2 separate regions of the Homo sapiens genome follow, and region 1 is linked to region 2. Evidence: chromatin loops called from intact Hi-C (ENCODE). Cell type or tissue: CD14-positive monocyte. All regions are shown on one strand. Links, peaks and the distances in the headings refer to the core of each region. The heading gives the core; the rest is flanking DNA.

Evidence for each region. A loop is a pair of places that touch in the nucleus more often than their neighbours do. Peaks named below come from ENCODE experiments on the same cell type or tissue, not always from the same donor. Only the 100,000 strongest peaks of a DNase experiment are listed, where the experiment ranks them.
Region 1: it touches region 2 in a loop (1.9-fold over the local background); 8 of 110 quality-filtered maps call a loop at or near these places.

Annotation. Positions count from the first base shown.
Region 1 is chr15:82,965,990-82,971,371 of GRCh38, reverse strand. It overlaps a transcript of HOMER2 not described here. Among named protein-coding and RNA genes, the nearest start is that of HOMER2, 16 kb to the right of the region's middle. In CD14-positive monocyte, for the core only: no CTCF peak of the experiment used is centred there; a DNase peak (open chromatin) is centred at 3,131.
Region 2 is chr15:82,911,841-82,917,222 of GRCh38, reverse strand. All of the region lies in intron 1 of HOMER2 (homer scaffold protein 2), which reads left to right. All of the region lies in intron 2 of LOC105370928 (a long non-coding RNA gene), which reads right to left. Among named protein-coding and RNA genes, the nearest start is that of HOMER2, 38 kb to the left of the region's middle. In CD14-positive monocyte, for the core only: no CTCF peak of the experiment used is centred there; no DNase peak of the experiment used is centred there.

The DNA.
Region 1 (5,382 bases), core at 79-5,078, 54 kb before region 2:
CTCACCTGATTCAGAATTCTTGAGAAAGGATAGGAATCACCAATGTTAGAAACGAGCCATGCCCCAGTGCCCTGTGGAAGTTAGGACTACAGGAAGGAGCACATGAGCTTCCTCTTCCCTACCCCCCATAATTTTACTTACCTGCACCTATGGCACGATCCAGAGCCCAATCTTTAGCTGAAAACATCCAGAAATCCAGAGCTGCTCATTATCAAGAATTGGGTTACGTTAACCAAGCTCATGATGTTCTCAGTAAACAGGTGCCCGTGTATTAATTTACAATGAGGAATACATCTTCCCTTTGAATGGACTGTTTTCTTCCCATCAATAATTCAGGGAGTCCCTTCCTTATGTCTGGGTATCCAGGAGTTACCAGGGGCCATGGACTATGGCTTTTCACCTCTGTGTCCTCAGCACAGGCTCTGGAACACAGCTGGTGATTAACAAATATCTGCCAAAGGGAATTGAATTTTGCCAGCGATAAGGCTTATTTATCTTGGGCCATTTTTAGACAAACAGGAGCTGGAGATATTTTTACCCACATATTATTGTAGTCAAAGGCTGTTTCTTAGCCACAACATCCATGCAAAACACAGCATGGCAAGAAGAGGCCATTTTTTTTCTTACACAGCTGACTCCATTTGAAAGAAATTTTATCTCAGAGGATTTACCTAGCAAGATATCAATCTACTTCGTTTTGTTTGTTCTCTTTTCCTTTACATTCGACATGAATGCTATAAAGGATTCTACTATGGCACAGGTAATAATAGCAAACACAACTATAGAGTCTCCACTGCCCATCCTTGAAATAGATTATTCAGTAGAAGAAGAGCAGTGCTGTCATTTACTGAGTTGTATGGGAAGTAAGGATCAAAACCAAAGATAAAAAAAGAATTATGAGTCAGTGGAGTCCAATTTAGCCTTGATGGTAATGTGAGGCATGTTATTAGGTCCATTTTCAGGGAAGATTACATTGTTTGGAAGGAAGTGTCCTATCCATTTTTCAGAGCCCTGGTGATAAAATCACTGGCGATAAGAAACCTCTCTCAGGCCCCAAAACATAGGCCTCTCCTTCTCTTGGGCCCTCTCAAATTATCTGCTGATCTAGATACTCCTAATAGTCCCCAAGCCCTGCTGACAGCTCTGTCCTCCCCCTGCCTCAGGCAAGAAAAGTTTCTGGTCAGGTTGAGGAGGTCTTGCTCAAAATTCTTCTCATTCTGCATACTCTGCATGTGCAATTGTATCTATTCCTATGGCTTCAGCTACCACCTATAAGCTGGATGGAGCCTTTGCCCCTCACTTACCATGTATGATCCTCACAGTGTTTAGGCATGAGTTATTTTCCACATGATAATCCTCTTTCACCGCCATCAGATATCCTAGGTCTCTTTTCATCCAGCTGTTGTGTTCGTTTCAGTTAAACAAACATTTATTCCATGGGTGTGGCAGGCATCTTCTGTAGTTGTTGAGGATACAAAGGTTCTATTTAAGTTAATTTTCCTCTATTTCATTTATAGAGTTTTTTATTTTTATTTTTACTATCCAGTAATTGTTGGAATTTCTAAAGTGTTAACTTTCAGTTACTGTTCTCTTTCTATCCCTGCATCTTCCCTAAGTTTATTACTATGGTTTCAATTTCATAAAGATAATTTTCAAATAAAACGTCTGGCTCCATGTCTTACCTATCTCATTTACTGTATGCACTTAGATGTCTCTTCGTCTCTTTAAGTAAACATTTATTGTAGCTTTAGTTCCTGGATCTCTAAAATGCAGAAGTGAATGAGGAGTGTTCCTTGGTCAGTAGGTGTATGTGAACCTACCCACAAAGGCTGAGGGAGCTTAGAGGACGAAGAAAGAGGCTGACAAACCCAGCTTCTCAGAGGGAAACATTTCATAGGGACTTATGAACAGAAGTGATGTCTAGGCAGCCATAAGAATCGTAGATCCCCGCATCCGCCCTTTATAAATAGCAAGCTTTTAGGGTAAAGACGTGCAGCTAGTCATGTCTTCAGACTTTCTTCCAAGATTCATGACCACTGGGGAGGTTAGGTAAGCATCTTTATGAGGGTTTATCTGTGTACAGCGTTGCTTCAAGACCTTACTGCAGAATACCTTTGTGTGTGGAGATCAAACATCATGGCAGTTTCGCCCCAAGATGGTGTGACTCTTGCCATGCAGTAGGCTGTTTTCCTACAGGAAGCTATTAAGTTATGGTGTATCGATGCAGTGCAGTTTTAAGCAGCTATTTAACATGCTTACAAACAACTATGGATAATTCTTCTGCTTCTCTATCCACTTTCTGAATTTCCTCAATGAGAATCCCTTTTCTAATCAGAAAAAACATGAGAGGACATAAGTGATGTGATCAATTATGTCTTAGAGAATAAGGTGGAAGAGAGGCAGCAGTTTGCTGTCACCTTTGCCAACATCTGCTAGCCAATCCCCCAGTATTTCTCAGACCACTTTACCTTAGATCTCTTTTTTTCCTTCCAGATAGTCTGGCTGTGAAGGCAGCTGAGATTATGATCAGCCTCGAAGCTGAAACCTATAGTTTGTCTCCACACTCCCTCTCAAAATAAAGTACTTTTTAGACTTTGAGCTGCCTAGGAAAAGGACCATATTTTGTTAATTTCTATAGCCCCAAAGCACTTAACAGTGTGTGAAACACAGTCTGAAATGATGGAATACTATGCACCTGTAAAAGGAAAGCTCTTTTTGTTCTGTTATAGGGTGATCTCTGAGATAAGTGAAGTAAGACCAACTGCAGAACAGTGTGTATAGAATACTACCATCTGGGTAAAGAAAGAGGAATTTTTAATTTCTGGAAAGATGCCTCTGGATAGGGAACTGTGTTGCTGGGGAAGAGGGGTGAGACGGAGACTTTTCACTGCAGACCCTTTTAAACCTTAAACCTGTGAATGTTTTAGTGATAAAAATAAATAAAATTTAAATCTAAACAAATGTGTTGAATGTATTTGAAATATCCAGAATAGGCAAATCCATACAGACAGAAAGCAAATTAGTGGTAGCCAAGGGCTAGGGGAGGAATGAGGACTGACTGACTAACTGGGTTTGAGGTTTCCTTGTGGGGCGATAAAATATTCTGGAACTGTATAGTGGTGATAGTTGCACAACATTGTGAAAGTACTAAATTCCGCTGTGGTTAAAATGGCCGGCCATGGTGGCTCATGCCTGTAATCCCAGCACTTTGGGAAGCTGAGGCGGGAGGATCACTTGAGCCCAGGAGTTTGAGACCAGACTGGGCAACACAGTGAGACTCTACCTCTACAAAAAAGAAATAAAAAATTTAAAAATGATTAAAATGGTAAATTTTATGTGAATTTTGTTACAATATGTTATATATATTTTTGAATGAGTGAATATGTGAATAAAATACCTATTATATTTACACATATACATTAAATGGCCTGCCTGTGCAGTGAGATATCTCTGCTTTGTGGAGTGGTTTTTTGTTTGTTTGGTTTTTTTTTTCCTGAGACAGAGTCTTGCTCTGTCACCCAGGCTGGAGTGCAGTGGTGCGATCTTGGCTCACTGCAACCTCCGCTTTCCGGGTGCAAGTGATTCTCCTGCCTCAGCCTCCTGAGTAACTGAGACTACAGATGCCCGCCACAACGCCCAGCTAATTTTTGTATTTTTAGTAGTAGAGGTGGGGTTTCACCATATTGGCCAGGCTGGTCTCGAACTCCTGACCTCGTGATCCACCCACCTCAGCCTCCGAAAGTGCTGGGATTACAGGCATGAGCCCCCGTGCCTGGCCTGCTTTGTGGAGTTTTTAATGGAAAATTCCAAACATATGCAGAAGTAGAACAGCATAATAAACCATCACATACCTACCACCTACCTTCAACAATTAGCAACTCATGGCCACACTAACTCCATTTATACCCTGACCCACTTCCCCACACCCACTGGATTGTTTTGTAGCAAACTGTATGTATTTCAGCATGTATCTCTCAACACTAAGAGCTCTTTTTTTTTAAAACTTACGTTATCATACCTAAAAAATTATTCCTTAATATAAGCAAAGAATGGTGTTCAATTTTCACAGATTTGAACATCTCACAAACACCTTTTTTATTTTTATTATTTAGTTATTTATTGAGACAGGGTCTCCCTCTGTCACCCAGGCTGGAGTGGAGTGGGGCAGTCATAGCTCACTACAGCCTTGAACTAACTCCTGGGCTCAGTTGATCCTCCTGCCTCAGCCTCCCAAGTAGCTGGGACCACAGATGTGTGCCATCATACCCAGCTAATTTTTATTTTTGTAGAGACAGGGTCTCACTATGTTGCTCAGGCTGTTGTTGAACTCGAGCAATCCTCCCACCTTGGCCTCCTAAAGTACTGGGATTACAGGTGTGAGCCACCGTATCCAGCCACAAACATCCTTTTTAGAGTTGACTTGTTGCTTTGTGGTTTTAAAGAGACCAAACTACTTTTCTCAGAACTGACCTAGTAAGTTCATTCTCAGCCATCATGAAATCTTGAGGAAGTTAAAGTTTCTTATCTGAAGATGACTGAAGTTGGACAAGATGCTATTAGTTTCATTCACACTCACGTTTTCTAAAGAGTTTCTGAGAAACAACTTTGCTCACTGTAACCCACAATGCTGTGTGGCAGTAGATGTCAGTCATGAAATGCCAGTGAGACCACTGAAATCCTAATCCGAGAGGTCCCAGGTTAACCCTGCAAGTCACCAGGAGGAACCTCTCTATTCTACCTCTTGGCTATTAGTATCTTAACATTTTCCCGCCTTTGTTTTATGCAATTCTGGGTGACTCCTTTTTCTGCTGGAGGCTCCTAGTAAAATTCACTTTTGCACACTGTCCAAACTAGTATCCTAGGTTGTCAACCTCCCTAAGAGTCAGGGAGCAACAGGGTGTGCACTGGAGTCATAGGCTGCAGCTAAGGCTGTCTTAAAGAAATTGTGAAGTTTGACTGTTTTCTTTCCCCCCCTTTTATTCTGTTTTTATAATATACTTACTGACCCACATAGGCATGTATTTCTATATAATCTGTTACAAGGTTGACTTGATTCTTTTATTTTCCTCTTTCTCCGTGTTTTAGTGAACTTTCCCCTTCATCTTGGGCCTGTTACTCTCACCTGTACCTCCACTTTTCCTCCCACATACTTTGAGCTCCAGCACAATGGCTCCCTTCAGCTTATGCTTACTCCTTGCATTCACCCCTCAATTCTACCATACTCCCAATGCCAACTTTGTTATACCCTCTAAAGTGACCCCTCTTTTTTAGGGGACAGGGTCTCACTCTGTCACCCAGGCTGGAGTGCAATGGCACAATCTTGGCTCACCACAGCCTCGACCTGCTGGGCTGAAGCCGTACTCCTGCCTTAACCTCCTCATC
Region 2 (5,382 bases), core at 223-5,222:
AGAAGGGCAAACTCTTTCAATAATGGGATTTATAGGGAAAATGCAAATCAGAAATGGGTACTTCTTGTTCAGTGGGTTAACTGTGAGTTAGAAAAAAACAAAAATTGTAAAATGAGGGCTCTGGGCCGGGCACGGTGGCTCACACCTGTAATCCCAGCACTTTGAGAGGCCGAGGCAGGCGAATCACAAGGTCAAGAGATCGAGGCCATCCTGGCCAACATGGTGAAACCCCGTCTCTACTAAAAATACAAAAATTAGCTGGACATTGTGGCGTGCGCCTGTAATCCCAGCTACTCGGGAGGTTGAGGCAGGATAATCACTTGAACCCAGGGGGTGGAGGTTGCAGTAACCCGAGATCGCGCCATTGCACTCCAGTCTGGCAACAGAGTGAGACTCTGTCTCAAAAAAAAAAAAATGAGGGCTCTGGCTCTTTCCAGAGCAGCCCATACTTTGGGCCAAGCAGCTGGCAACTCAGGGCTCAGCTCTCTTAGTGCCAAGTCCCCATCCAGCTTGTGTCATCTTTGTCCCTTTGCCATCTAAAGCTCTTGAGAGTACTTAACCTCTCCCCCTCTGCCGACCCTGGTGTTTGGAGCACCCTCACACCTGTTCTGTTTGGTCCAGCGGGGTCTGCACTTGACCTTTAGATTGGGAAGCAAGAGACACTGGCCTCTCTCTTGCCTGGATAAGACTTCTCATTGCAGCAAGGCTGTCCTCACGTCACATGCATGCAATAGACCTATTCTCAATCCTGTCGGAAGACCCTTGCTTTAGGGTCACTGTTTTGTACCTCATCCCATGTACACACAGGTGCTCAGACAGACAGGTACCAATCTCCCTGGATTCTGAGGCCATGGCTGTCTTGTTTCCTGGGATATTCTTGGCACCCAGCACAGCTCTCCTTTATAGTTGTGGATTAAATATTTGTTAAGTTAATATATATTTGTACACATATTTATAAGAATGGGAGCAGAGGATGGTGCTGTTTAGCAACTCGCTCTTTTCACTCCACGCTCCGAGTGTTGGCTGAATATTTTTGGAATTCTGGAACCCATGAATTCTTTGTTTCCCCCCATTATTTTGTTTCCTCTGAGGCAAGAAGTTTCAAGTGACACTCAAGTCCTTCAAGGTCTGGCTAATTCTATTTGGTAGGGAAGGGGACAGAAAGTTGTAGCTAGGCTGGGACTCAGCAACACTGGGTGGTCTCTTTATTTTGTAACAGTGAAGTATAGAATCAATCAGAATACATAAAGAAAAGAAGACCATCTTTCCATGTGAGCAAATATTTACTTATAATTTTGAAAGGCCAAGTGGTACTTTTCGCACGGATATATCATACTTAATTTAACCAATCCTCAACTTTGGGGCATTTAGTTTATTTACAGGTTTATTTTTGTTTGTTTGTTTTTGTTTTTAATAAGCAGCTCTTCAGTGACTATCCTTTGGCATAAGTATCTTTGTATATCCTTATTTATCACTTTTGAATAGATTCCAAGAAGTGGAGTTGTTGGGTTGAGGAGTATGCAGTTCTAAGGCTTTATTTATCTATTTATTTGAGACAGGGCAGCTCACTGCAGCCTTGAACTCCCAGGCCCAGGCAATCCTCCCACGTTAGCCTCCCAGCAGCTGGGACTACAGGCACGTGCCACCATGCCCGGCAAATTTTGTTTGTTTGTTTGTTTGTTTGTTTTTTGTAGCGAAGGGGTCTCCCTTGGTCTTCAACTCCTAGGCTCAAGTGATCCACTCCTCTCAGCCTCCCAAAGTGCCTGGATTACAGGCATGAGCCACTGTACCTGGCAGTTCTGAGACTTTGGATGTGTGATGATAAATTGCCTCCCAGTGAATTCTATCAAGGTATAGTACTCCAACAGTGGTGTGGAAGAGGCAGACAGTGGGGTTTTTTTCCAGTCTTCTAAAAAAATTATGGCAAAATTTATATAACATAATATTATGATAACATAAACATTACCATTTTAGCCATGTTACATGTATAGAGTTCAGGGCATTAAGTGCATTCACACTGTTCTACAACCATCATCACTATCTCCAGAATTCTTTCAGCAGTTGATTTTTTTTTTTTTTCAATTAAAAAAAATTGAAAAAATTTTCAGTTGAGCCTCGAATTCCTGGGCTCAAGTGATCCTCCTGCCTCAGCCTCCCCAGTAGCTGGGACTACAGGCACACACCATCACACCCAGCTAGTTTTTGTATTTTTTGTCACATTATGTTGCTCAGGCTGATCTCAAACTCTTGGCCTCAAGCATTCCTCCCACTTCGGCTTCCCAAGGCGCTAAGGTTACAGGTGTGAGCCACTGTGCCCACCTCCATCTGTCCTCTAAATGCACGCCCTTTGCAGGTTTCTCTTTGGTGCCATTGAGCTGTTCTTCACAGTTGCTCTTCCTCCCTTTGTCCTCCTAAGGACTCAGTCCTGTCATTATCTCTGTGAAGCCATCCCCGACCTCACCAGGAGTTGCTCCCAGCACACTTTGTTGTTGTTTAGTAAAACACACATAAAATGTACCACCTAAATCATTTGTAAGTGTACAGTTCAGTGGCATTAAGCTTATTCACAATGTCGTGTAGCCATCACTACTCTCCATTTCCAGAACTTTTCATCATCCCAAACAGAAACTCTGAACCCATTAAGCAATAACTCCCCATTCCCTCCTCCCCCAGCCACTGGTAATCACTGTTCTACTTTCTGTCTCTATGAATTTGACAATTTGATTCATATAAGTGGACTCATAGAATATTTATTTTGTGACTGGTTTATTTCACTTAGCATATTTCCAAAGTTCATCCATGTTGTAGCATATAGTGGACTTCCTTTTTTTTTTTTTTTTTTTTAAAGATGGAGTCTCACTCTGCCACCCAGGCTGGAGTGCAGTGGCATGATCTTGGCTCACTGCAAGCTCTGCCTCCCGGGTTCACGCTGTTCTCCTGCCTCAGCCTCCCAAGTAGCTGGGACTACAGGTGCCCACCACCATGCCTGGCTAATTGTGTGTGTGTGTGTGTGTGTGTGTGTGTGTGTGTGTGTGTGTGTGTGTATTTTTAGTAGAGATGGGGTTTCACCGTGTTAGCCAGGATGGTCTCGATCTCCTGACCTCGTGATCTGCCCGGCTCAGCCTCCCAAAGTCTGGGATTACAGGCATAAGCCACCGCACCTGGCCGACTTTCATTCCTTTTTAAGGCTATTCGATTCTATGTGTATGCCACATTTTGTTTATCCATTTATCTGTTGATAGACTTTGGGTCGTTTCTACTTTGTGGCTGTTGTGAATAATGCTGCTTTGAACCTGGGCATACAAGTAGCTGTTTGGGTCTGCTTTCAATGCTTTTGGGTATATACCTAGAAGAATTGCAGGGCCACGTGGAAATGCTGTATTTAACTTTTTGAGGAAGCACCAGTTTTCCACAGCCCTGTACACGTTTTAAATAAATGACCAGAAAAGAGATGGCACCTGAGAATTCCCAGGGAGCCAGGATGAGGGACTGGCAGTGGGGGATTCTGGAGGAAGGGTCCAGGATGGAGGGACTGCAGCAAGAACATTTCCTAAGGCATGCAAAGCTTGACTGTGTGATCTGCTGTCTACCGTCAATAGTTTACTCTTCTAAGCAGGGGTTTGTGTTGCTTTCAGGAAGATGGCCTGATAGAGTGCTGCTGTTGGGATGAAATTACAGAAGCAAGAACAATAGCAGAAATAGGGGGAGGCAGGCTGTGTGCCCTGGGCTGTAGGCAGTAGGTCAGACTCTCAGGCTCTGCTGGTAGGCACCATTGGTTAGGAACTGCATGGGGTTTCCAGATGCAGAAGAGAAGTTCTAGAAGGATCTGGAGCTACCCTCTCCGTGTAGCTCAGGCTTCTTCAAGATGATCAGACTACATCAGGCAATGTTTGCTGTTAAAAAAAAAAAATCAGACTAACCTGGAGGCAAAGTAAGAAAAGTGGATGTTCTCCTTGGGCACTGGTGGCTGCCATAACCACCCTCTCCAGGGCACAGGGATGCTGAGCTTTAACTCCATCGTGGCACTTCATACAAGGAGTGAATAGCAGAGTCCAGTATGACATCTTCGTCGTCTTTGAAATATGGCCTGCCCACTATCTGCAGGTTTGCTTGTAACTTCCAAGGCTGCACCGCATAAAAACCATTTGCTTTACAGTTACCTGACTCCCTCTTGTCTCTCTACACCCCAGTTTTCTGTGTTTTCAGTATTTCTAAGAGCATTATTTAAAATTTTCCTGTTAATAAAAGACCCTGAAATAGGTTAACTAGTGTGTGAGGTTCCCTCCTTGGGCAGCTGCAACCCAAGAAAGTCATTCAGGGCCCAGAACAGTCACACACACACAGTCCGCCTACTTAGGGTATAGGCTGCCTTCAGATAGGTACACGGTTGTTCCTTTAGAGATGTGCCCGGTATCTGTCATCCTTCACTTCACACCCAGTAGGATGGCTATATCAAAAAGACAGACAATAACAAGTGTTGGTGAGAATGTGCACAAATTGGAACGCTTATACATTGCTGGTGGGAACATAAATGGAGCAGCTGTTTTGGAAGCCAGCCTGACGGTTCCTCAAAAGCTAAACATAGAGTTATCCTATGACTTAACAATGCCACTCCTAGGTATATATACCCAAGAGCCAAGAAAACATATGTCCACATAATTATAGTATATGGATATTCATAGCAGCATTATTTGTAATAGCCAAAAGATGGAAACAACCCTAATGTCCATCAGATGAAGAATGGATTAAAAAAAAAGTGATATATCCATACAGTGGGCTATAATACAGCCATAAAAAGAATGAAACACTGATATATATTGACATGGATCAACCTCAGAAATATTACGCTCACTGAAAAGAAAAGCTAGATATAAAAAGCCACATATTATATGATTCAATTTATATGAAATGCCTGAAACAGGCAAATTCAGAGAGACAGAAAGTAAGTTAGTGGTTGCTAGGGGCTGGGGGAAGAGGAGAATGATTGCTAATGAGTACGGGGTTTGAGGGGTGCTCTGAAAATGCCCTGAAATTAAGCAGTGGTGATGGTTACGCAATTCTGTGAATAAAAAGCCACTGAATTGGGGACTTTAAAAAGGTAGATTTTATGGTGTCCACATTATATCTCAATACAAATAACTTTAAAAATTATTCATTTTTTATGTGAAATTTAAATTCATTTATTTATTTTTTGGGACAGAGTTTCACTCTGTTGCCCAGGCTGGAGTGCAGTGGTGCGATCTTGGCTCACTGCAACCTCCGCCTCCTGGGTTCAAGCAATTCTCCTGCCTCAGCCTCCCAAGTGGCTGGGATTACAGGTACTTGCCACCACACCTAGCTAATTTTTGTACTTTTGTAGAGATGGGGGTTTTACCATGTTGA